2 separate regions of the Homo sapiens genome follow, and region 2 is linked to region 1. Evidence: chromatin loops called from intact Hi-C (ENCODE). Cell type or tissue: ascending aorta. All regions are shown on one strand. Links, peaks and the distances in the headings refer to the core of each region. The heading gives the core; the rest is flanking DNA. Region 1 has its middle 13 kb from the start of THBD. Region 2 has its middle 79 kb from the start of LINC01747.

Evidence for each region. A loop is a pair of places that touch in the nucleus more often than their neighbours do. Peaks named below come from ENCODE experiments on the same cell type or tissue, not always from the same donor. Only the 100,000 strongest peaks of a DNase experiment are listed, where the experiment ranks them.
Region 2: it touches region 1 in a loop (2.6-fold over the local background); 2 of 110 quality-filtered maps call a loop at or near these places.

Annotation. Positions count from the first base shown.
Region 1 is chr20:23,059,729-23,065,102 of GRCh38, reverse strand. No RefSeq gene overlaps it. Among named protein-coding and RNA genes, the nearest start is that of THBD, 13 kb to the right of the region's middle. RefSeq lists a silencer at 2,577-2,871. In ascending aorta, for the core only: a CTCF peak has its summit at 2,768; DNase peaks (open chromatin) are centred at 2,822 and 3,252; H3K4me3 peaks cover 691 bases; H3K27ac peaks cover 3,323 bases.
Region 2 is chr20:22,761,237-22,766,610 of GRCh38, reverse strand. No RefSeq gene overlaps it. Among named protein-coding and RNA genes, the nearest start is that of LINC01747, 79 kb to the right of the region's middle. In ascending aorta, for the core only: no CTCF peak of the experiment used is centred there; a DNase peak (open chromatin) is centred at 2,840; H3K4me3 peaks cover 623 bases; H3K27ac peaks cover 3,070 bases.

The sequences.
Region 1 (5,374 bases), core at 180-5,179:
GAGTTTTGTTTAGATGACAAAGGACCGATGCTCTACTGTGAGGACTACAGTGCCAGAAATACAAATGACCAAGACATTCTTGATGAAGAGGATTTATTACATCATCAGGGCCATCTACCCTAGAAATCAGCAGACAGGACTATAGTTTTAGTGAGATTTTAAAAATTTAATAAAATTCAGAAATGAATTTCTTAAGTGGGAACACTAAGCTCAGTTCAGCGAGAGATGGTTGATAGTTTTAACTCATTTCATTCACAAGCCATTAAGATTTCATAAGACGCAGCCCAAATGCTGTATTTGCTCACGTGCTAAACCAGACATGCTAGGGCAATTCTGTCAAAGGATTTTTTTCCCTTTGGTTTTGTTATTAATCCTTTATTGGCTTTTGCCTCTATGACTCAGCCTGGTTGGCCCAATGCAATCACAGGGTCCTTAAAAGATGGAATATCAAGGCAGAAGGGTTAGAGATGTGACACAGAAGCAGAGGTCAGAGAGAGAGGTGAGAAGATGCTGTGTATGCTCTTGGCTTTGAAGATGGAGCTAGGAGCCTCAGGTCAAGAAATAAAGGTGATCTCTGGAACAGATAAGGAAAGGATCCTCCCCTATATTCTCCAGAAGGAGAGCAGCCCTGATGGTGCCCCAATTTTGGACTTCTTACCTCCAGAGCTCTAAGATGATACGTTTGTGTTGTTTTTAACCACAGCAGCAATGGAAAACTATTACACTCCATCACGGAAAATACTAAGCTGCTCACTACAAATGACCGATATTTAAAGTTTTTTAAAAGTATAACAATTCTGTAATATAAAAGTAATGAAGTTCTCACTGAAGAGCAGTCAGAACAAATGTATGCAAAATGGTGTGTAAATGAGTGCAGTGTCTGTAAGGTGGTGACTATGGCGCCCATTTGCCCGCTTTATATGAACTACCAATTTTTGAGATGGAAACACCTTCATAGCAGAATGAAATGACCTGGAAGATGAAAGGTGGTGTTCCTTCCTTGGGAGCTGGGGAGTCTAGAGTGTGGAGGAATGTCAAACACATTGACTTACCAGAAGCTGCATGATACCGGAAGCCAAGAATCCAATAGGCCTGGTCTCAGCCAAGCCAACTCTGAGATCTGTGGTTCTATTGGGGAGTAAGGTGGAAGCGTTTTTCTCTTTAACTGAAAGAACAGAACCACATTTTTCTCTCTCCTTGTAATATGAAGCTTGTGGTCATTTCAGTCCTTACTTTGCCTTCTACAACTTCCTAAATACTCACTGTATTTTGCTTTTCCTTTCTCTTCTCTTCCTTCTTAACGCCCTCTCTTTCACTCACCATAATTCCACAACAGTGACAAGAAACATCCACAATGGACAGAAACAAGACAAAGAGGGCTTTTCCCACCATTGTCTCTTGCATTTGAATACAATGCTTCTTAGTGGTTGGGTTTTTTTCTTCTCTATATATATCTTTTTTGAAGTAGAGGAAGTTTTCATAAGCAAGTCCTGCATCTTCTAAGTTTTTTTCTTTATTAATGTTTGTAGGGCAGGGTTTGGAAAACTATGGCCTGCAGGCCCACTCTGGCCCACTGCCTGTTTCTGTATGGTGCGTGAGCTAAAAATGGCTTTTTTGCATTTTTTTAATGGTCAGAAAAAAATCAAAAGAAGAAAAATATTTCATGGCATGTAAAATTATGAAAATTTCAAAGTCTGTAAACAAAGTTTTATTGGACCACAGCCACATCCATTCGTTTATATATGGTCTGCGGCTGGTCTCCTGTTACAGCAGCACAGACCAAGTGGCCTGCAAAACCTAAAGCACTTATTATCTCTGTTTCTTTGCAGAAAACAGTATGAGGTTGACATACTCATAGCCCAACAGTATGAGGTTGGGCTATGAATTCTTAATACTTTTAGCATCTTGGATTCCTTCAGTCTTCCTCCTTTCCATCCTATTGCATGACTTTCAGCTTCATGATAACAATGTCCTCTGCACCTCCTGTCTGTGCAAAAATTTTACAAATTACATTTATCTTGGCTTGAAGGTGGAGTTCCACTATCCCATCAGGATAAGGTTTGTGATACTTGTGCCCATGCAGGTAGAAACTGTAGATTCAGGATCCAAGGAAGAGTTGGTAGAGCCAGGACCCAAGGTGGAAAGCCCAGGAGGAAGAGATGAGGGTAGTGAGGATGTGAGCAGAGCCTGGGAGGCCACTTCATTCATGCCTCACATACAATGAGCCAGTTGTTTCTCAAACCTGTGCATCAGAATGCCCTGGAGAGCTTGCTAAAACCCACAGGGCTGGGCCCAATCCCCAGAGTTTCTGATTCAGGAAGTTTGAATTAGGGCCCAGGAATCTGCCTTTCTGACAAGTTGGTAAGTGATATATGTGTTCACAGAGAGAAGATAAAAGCTGATGCTGACAATCTTGGCCACTCCTTTTTCATACTCCTAAGAGGATCATTGAAACTGTGGTGGAAGGTAGGGGAAGGCAGGTAGAATCCTGTGCAGGCTGGTCTCATTGAGGCCGTTGGGTTGCCCAGCGGAGTGTGTGTGCAGCAAATTCCCCAATACCCTTTTCCCCAAGACCTTGTCAACAGGCAGATTCTGATGCAGGAGGTCGGGGTGGGGTCAGAGGTTGTGCATTTCTAACAAGCTACCAGGTGCAGTGATGCTGCTGGTCTGGGACCACACACTGAGGGGCAAGGCTGCAGGGGACTGCCTTGGTTTGCATACCCTTCTTCTTCCTCTGCCTGTATCACAGCAGGAACATCCTGTTTTTAATGCCAGCTGCCCTTCAGTCCACCAGAGGCAGCAGTGCTCCAACGTTCTGGGGCCATGTCCACATCTTTATCATTGCTTCTGAGCCCCGGGGACTGACTCATTTAAATGACATTTTCAACTCTGGAAAAATGTTGGGCCAGAAATGGAAACAGCAGCAAACACTTTCTGGGAAACAGGAAGCCAAATATTTGGTTCTTGACAACTATTTTCCCCCCAGATTCAGAGCCTACTTATTTCCCAAATAAATAAAACTTTTAGATAGCAAGATAAAATATGAAAATGATGTTCACGCTCAAGACCACAGGATGAGAGCACAAAGAGTGCACACTAGGAGAAAACAGAGGGCTATAAAGTGTCTCTGGCATATTTCAAGTTCTGAATTTACTTATTATCAGCTGTTTGTGTTTATTCTGCTTGCAGTAGAACCAGCTGGAGTTTTAAATTTGCACCGTGGGTGATGCTGCCAAAATTATCCCTTGCAGCTGTTGGCTCCACGCTTCTTCAGTGGCCAGCTGGTTGTCAGAAACATAAACGTAACTACCAGTCCCAAGGAGGAAGCAGTCTGCCCTATTGTCTATGGAGAACAGACAATGCGTCCCACTGCCCTTCTTTCCTGCAGGGCCCTTTAAGGGACCCAGAAAGCTCCCTCTTGCCGTATGTCCCAAAAGTCCTTTCCAAAGGAAAATAAACCCCAGAGAGCCATTTTTTGGCAGTGCCTTGCTGGGATCTGGCTTCGGAATTATTCCCAATCTGAAAAGTCTTCTCGATGATTTGGACGTGGACTGAATGTTTCCCCATCCTTCCTTCTACTTTTGAGCACCCATGGTGGGTGGACCAGCTATGGGTGGAGGTAAGCGAGGTCTGAGGCACCCCCAGTGGGAAGCCACTCCCTTCCTCTTCTCCCAGAGCTAGATGGAGCCTCAGTCACTGCCAGGCCTGTGGGTAGAAGAGGGATTTCTGAATGATGGGATCAAATATTGGCCGCCCCTACTTCAGAGTAAAGCCCTCTCCAGCACCCTGCTCTCTGTGACATCTTCATTCCTGGAAGGCTGTTCTGCCCAAGCTGAAGATGTTCTCAGACAGTTTACCCAGAGCTGTCAAGCCATCCTGCAGGCTTGTTCTCAGCCACCAGAAGTCTAGAGTAGCTAGTCTGCAGTTTTCAGTCCTGATGGAGCTAGATATTGATGAAAATAAGAAGTCTGCCTGCACCAGCTTCTGCAAATCACCAAAAGATCTCTGTGCAAATTTGTCCAATACTGACTTGGTCAGATAACCAGGGTTTCAATATTCATTGCTCTCATCACTAAGTTTTGGGGAGGTTTGCTACTGGCAGTAGATAACCGATTTTGTGGGGCTCCACCAGGCTTGCTGCTTTCACACAACAAAGGCAGAGTTCAGTGGTTATGACAGAGGCTGAAAGGCCTGCAGCTGAAATGTTTACTCTCTTGCCCTTGACAGACACGGCACGTCAACCTTGCTCTAGGGCATCCACAGAATTCCTCCAGATATCTGGGTCTTAGCAGGCACTTTTGTTTATCTGTCCTTCCACAACTCAAACCAAGAAGCCAAAGATTTAGCATCTCAGTAGTTCACTGGTAATAACATGGGGTGAGTTGGGATGGGTCTCTATGACACAGCCCGGCTGAACCCATGTGATAAAGTCTATCCTCTTGTGAAATGTGTTTTTGGGGAAGCAATCACTGAACTCAGGGGGTGCAAAGACCCCAGCCTTCTCAAGATGACAGGAGCGGCTCTTTCAGGCAGCAGATTTTTATTAAATTCTTGAAAATTAGTGAGCTACAAGGGAGTCAGAATAGCTTCTGTTTTGCAAGAGACTGCAAAAATGCGATGTGTATTACCAGCCACATTACTTTGAACTGACTAATTTTCAATTATCAAAAAATAATTTTACCTTTTTTTAATGAAGGAGTGGAGCCTTTAACTTATAAAATAAATGCATGTAGAAAATATAAGAAAGAGAAGAAAGTAAAAATCATGCTGCTTCAACTCAGAGATAATGATGTTACCAGCAGCAAATCCATATGGGTCTGCAGCAACCTCCATTCTTGCCTCCTCAGAAGAAAGAATTCAGCTGAGAGGCAGAAGGAGAGACTAGCAAGCTTTCGAGCGGGATTGAAAGTTTATTACAAAGCTTTAGAGCAGGGAAGAAGGAAGGAAAGTACACTTGGAAGAGGGCCAAGTGGCCAACTTGAAATACAAGTGCGTGGTTTGACTTTTTCACTTGGGGTTTTATGTGTTGGCATACTTCTGGGGTCTTGCATCCTTTCTCCCCTGATTCTTCCCTTGGGATGGGCTGTCCACATGCTCAGTGGCCTACCAGCACAGTTTGTTTACTGGAGTTGTACACATGCTCACTTCAAGCATTCTTCCCTTGCCAGTCAAATGTCCCTAGAAGGTCATATACCAATTAAACTCTGTCATTTTGCATCTTAATGCACAAGCTTGAGCCCACTTACCCAGCTCCTGAGATCTTATCTGGAAGCTGCTGATCCCCAGTTTGAGGTTTCTTCTATTGATAGGGAGACTGCTTTCCCTGGCACTGGCTGCAACAAATTATTTTAGAAAGACAGTTAACAACTGCCTG
Region 2 (5,374 bases), core at 57-5,056, 300 kb after region 1:
AATAGCACACCCTCTCTGGGGCTTTGCCATCTCCATAGGTTTCAGGTGGTATCTGGTCACTAGCACACACCTTGCTTGGATGTTGCCATTCACATGGGTTTCAGGTGGTGTCTGGTCAATAGCACATGCTTGGCTGGGGCTTTGCTGTTCATATGGGTTTTGGGTGGTGTCTGGCCAATAGCACACCCTCGCTGGTGCTTTGCCATCTACTTGGATTTCAGGTGGCGTCTGGTCAATAGCACATGCCTGGCTCAGGCTTTGCCGTCCACATGGGATACGGGTGGTGTCTGGCCTTAGGAAGAGAAGAGGCTGGGTGCTCTAATCTTCACTTAGTTCCTGACTTTTGGAGCCACAGCCTGTTTTCCATTGCTCCCCAAGACGAAAGCCACCCCTCCAATGCTAGTATTTTTTTCTCTGGGTGCAACAGCTCTTTCTGCTTCTTTTGAAGAGGAACCGTGACATTATTGTCTTAGAAATTTGGTCCCCAGATTACCTGGATGTATTTCTTAACCACCCAACATGGGTGTCCCAGTTCCAGAGAAATATTATATTTTCTCAGCTCTCTCCCAGATTGAAGACAGAGGGCTTCATTTATCCCACCTCACCAGGACTTGAAACAAACTCTCCCCAACTTTTCCAATCAGTCTTGTTCCCACCACATCATGCCACATCCATGTCCCTTAAAGGGTCTCATGTTCAGTGTAACTGAAGTTTGAGAACAGTGAGTTGTCTGAGACCAAACAAACATGTCATATTTAGGCAGCCTGGGGCCAGGCCTCCTTTTTGAGACATCATTAAGTCCACCATCAAGGCAGAGGCCCTGGACAGCCAGCACCCCAAGAAAGTCAGAGGAAAAGTACATGAACGTTACTGAAACACAATAACTACTTGCATTTCTGCCGCCCCTCCTCCCACCCCAGGCACATGCGAAATCCATTTTCCTTTTTAAAATGATCTGCAACTTACAACATTATTGAACCCAACAGTTCTTTTGTTTCACTTGTATCTTTTTCCAAATATAGTCCTGAGGGCAGAACATCTGTCAACAACTTTTCTACAGCCTAAATCCTTTCCTTAATCATGGCAAATCTTCTCAGGATATTAGCCGGCCTTTCTTTTGCTGTTCTTTCTTTTTTTTTCCTTTTATTTTTAAAATCCATCACTGTTCTCGTTGAACTTAGTTTCTCAGTGCTTGCCTCACCAACTCTGAAAATCATGACCTCTCTGCTGACCTCATCCCTATCTCTGACCACATCGTGGGAGCCTGGGACTGGGACCGAGAATCCACTTTGAACTGTGGTGTCTTCCTCTCATGCTCTGGCAAAGCCCACCCCATGGAGTGCCAACGACTGGGAGCCCCACTGAGAGCTTCCCTCTTGTGCGTCAGGAGAGCACCAGTCAAACAGGAGGCAGCCCGCTCACGCCCGCCTGATATAGTCACGTCCATTTCAAAGATGCTAACCCAAAAGCCCAGGAAGGCTGCATGGCTTCGCCAGGGACAGTGGCTGGAAGTGGCCGTAGCCAGATCTTCACCCATGTCCTATACCAACTCCAAGACAGCATCTCAGCACCTCCTCCTAACCAGCCCTGTGATGGTGGGGGTGGACAGGGAGCGGCTGTGCTTCCTGAGTCACATGTTAAGTTGCCCTCTTGTTCTAACATACACAGTGCCTGATCCAGCCCCTAAACAGAGCCCAGGGCAGCTTCCTTCAGCTTCCACAACACACCGAGCTCTCATGTACTAAAGGGATCTGGGTATCCCTGGTCCTGCGGAGGGCCTGAAACCTCTGAATCAAAGGGGAACTGAGCCCAGAACGTGTACCTCTGAGCCTCCAGCCCCTGCTTCCTGCAGCCTTTCACAGGCACACAGGCAAGCTGGGCACCCAGAGACTGCAAGGTCACAGGACATTGCTCACCCCCACACCTCATCTGATGGTTAAGGGAGGAGCCACCAGGAGGCATGAGTGATGCTGAGTGACACCGGATCACCAGATGAAGACCCAGGCCTCACGCCGTCCAGGTCTGCAAGTGGACAGCAGGTGACCATGGCCCTGAGATCAGAGCAATCATCCTGGACTTGTCAGGAAAGTGAACCCGAGTGGGGCCACCTCATTTGGGAACTTCTGCTCTACAGAGTCATGGTATTAAGATGATGGGTTGGGGCTGGGCACGGTGGCTCACGCTTTTAATCCCAACACTTTGAGAGGCTGAGGTGGGCGGATCATGAGGTCAGGAGATCGAGACCATCCTGGCCAACATGGTGAAACCCTGTCTCAACTAAAAATACAAAAATTAGCTGGGAGTGGTAGTGTGTGCCTGTAGTCCCAGGTACTTGGGATGGTGAGGCAGGAGAATCGCTTGAGGCAGGAGAATCGCTTGAACCTGGGAGGCGGAGGTTGCAGTGAGCTGAGATGGCGTCATTGCACTCCAGCCCGGGTAACAGAGTGAGATTCCATCTAAAAAAAAAAAAAAAAAAAATATATATATATATATATATATATATGATGGGTTGGGTTGGGAGGCACTGCTGACCATCTAAAGGGGGCACTGGTGTCTACAGTCCATCCCAAGGGACATACAGCCTCCTCCTTCTGTTAAGTGGGTACTTCAGGGAGCTGAGGGCTTGGCCCAGGCTCTAGGGGGACCATGAACTATTGGTCAGTTGTCAAAGGGGCATCACAGTCACAGCCTAGTCCTGTGCCCCTGGCTTCATCCCAGAAGGTGTGGGACAGTTCGAGTGGCCTGATTTGCCTTCTCTGATACAATTGTCTTGCTTTTACTGAGCTGAGTTTCTCTCTAGGTTTGCCTCAGCACAGCTCTTAAAATAGCAGCCAGTTAGGTTGGCCAGCCTGGAATTTCCTGGAACCGCCCAGCACGGGGCAGTAGGCACTCAGGCCCTCCCTACCTATCTATCCAGGGGCTGCCTGACCCATGGCTCTTTTCCTGCTTCCGATCCCGTCCCACCCTTTGAATTGGGTCAAGAGGGTTTGGTACTGAGTCTATCCAGGAGAGTCCACCACCACTCCCTTCCCCAACCCAGGGTGTAACAGGATAAAAAGGTATTTGGGGGGTTCCCATGGCAGGCAGGCTGTGGGCACACGGGCGTGGGGCCAGAGATGGGGGCCTGGGCATGACACTGTCTGAGGTTACAGGCTCAGCAGCATTCTCTCCATTTGTGGAATTTTTTCTATTAAATTGCACTTTCTCACTTGTTGGGAATGATTCAGAAATTCTCTCAAAGTTATGCTTTGCCGGTGAACTCTCTGGCATTTGAATAAAGGCACAGAGATCACTCCAGGCACTTCCTGGTGAGTTGAGCTGACACACCCGGCCTCTCCTTGGGATGTGTAGGGGTCTCATCTGGCCACGCTAAGACGTTTATGTTTTTCATGTAGGATTTCTTCTTGCTCACATTGGGGAAACCAGTTCACTTAAAACGAAAGAACCGCTACAACAAAAGACAGACAGACAGAGAGACAGACACAAATAGACAGTGGTGCCAGCCTGAGTGCTGGGTCCTGAGCACAGAGGAATGCAGGGCTCCCAGAATCTGGAGTCTGCCATCTCTCCACTTCCCCTGATTAGGGAGGACAGGGAAAGTCAGAGAATTAGAACAGGACTCTCTGGCACTGATGTCTGTTAACATTAAAGTATGGTGGTCCAACTTGAAGATATTTCTGCTCCCTGCCCCTGTGGGATCAAACCCTTTCCACATGGAACGCTGTCCCCTTGATACACACTCCACATTCTGAGTGTGTCATAAGTGCCCAGCCGGGGGTGACCCCAGGACACAGCTGTGAGCCAGGCAGACCTGCCCAGGCCCTCATGAGGCCTTGTCTTGCCCCACCCTTCCCTGGCCATGTGGCCTCTCTCAGCCTGTGGGGCACACTCTACAGGCCTGGGCCTGTCTATGCCTTCCAGGTGCCTTTGTACATCCACTGACATGTTAGGTGTTGCTTTTATATAATGCAAACTTTGGGCATGATTAATTTGAGGATTTTGGGACCTTCTCTTTGCCTGCAGAAAACATCCATTTCCCTTGGTTAACATTTCTACTTCCCAGGAAATGAAGCTGACACAGACTGCCCCTTCCTGGGGTGGCGGTGGGAGCTCATCTTGCCCCAGTGCTCTGTCTCTCTCTGCCTCTACGTCTCTCTCTCTCTCTGTCTCTGTGTCTCTCTCTGCCTCTGTCTCTATGTCTCTCTCTGTCTCTGTCTCTGTGTCTCTCTCTGTCTCTATGTCTCTCTCTGTCTCTGTCTCTATGTCTCTCTCTCTGTCTCTCTCTGTCTCTGTCTCTCTCTCTCTCTGTCTCTCTCTGTCTCTATGTCTCTCTGTCTCTGTCTCTATGTTTCTCTCTGTCTCTGTGTCTCTCTCTTTCTGTCTCTGTGTGTCTCTCTGTCTCTATATCTCTCTCTCTGTTTCTCCCTATGTCTCCCTCTCTCTGTGTCTCTCTCTGTCTCTATGTCTCTCTCTCTTTCTCTCGGACTCTCTGTCTCTGTTTCTTTGTCTCTGTCTCTCTCTCTTTAACCACTTTATTGAGATACCATTCACCCTCTCAACGTGTACAGTCCTGTGGTTGTTTATGTTTGCAGATAGGTCAGCCCCATCTCTTGCAGCTTTCCTGACCACCCTGACTTCTCACTTTCCCTTTCCCCATCCAGGTGAACTCGGGGCCTGGCACTGTGTCTTGCCCTGTGGTTCCGGTGGGAAATCTGCTACACCAGGAATCAGGAGACCAAACTCCACTACCAACTGCCTGGTGACACTTGAGTTCTCTTGTGCTGCAGTTTGCACTGTCAAATGTGTAAAAGAGTCAAACTGGCTCAGATGAAATCAAATGGGTTAAAGAATGTGAAGATTCTGGCCAGGCACAGTGGCTCATGCCTGTAATCCCAGCACTTTGGGAGGCAGAGGCGGGCGGATCACCTGAGGTCGAGAGTTCGAGACCAGCCTAGACAAAATGGAGAAACCTCGTCTCTACTAAAAATACAAAATTAGCCAGGCATGGTGGTGCCTGCTTATAATCCTAGCTACTCAGGAGGCTGAGGCAGGAGAATCACTTGAACCAACCTGGCAGGCAGAGGTTAGGGTGAGCCGAGATCGCACCATTGCACTCCAAAACTCCATCTTAAAAAAAAAAAAAAAAAAAAAAAAAAAGAATGTGAAGGTTCTTTGAGGCATAGTAAACCTTATACAAACATAATATATATTTTCCTATATTATGTTTTAATATTCAGTCCTGATTATTACAGGGGGTTGGCGATCACCTTTGAGGTAAAAGGAAACAGTGCTCCAAGGCAGCTTCAAGACACAATATGAGAAAAGAATGCAAAATATTTCACTAACATTTGTTTTATAATTAAGAGCTGAAATG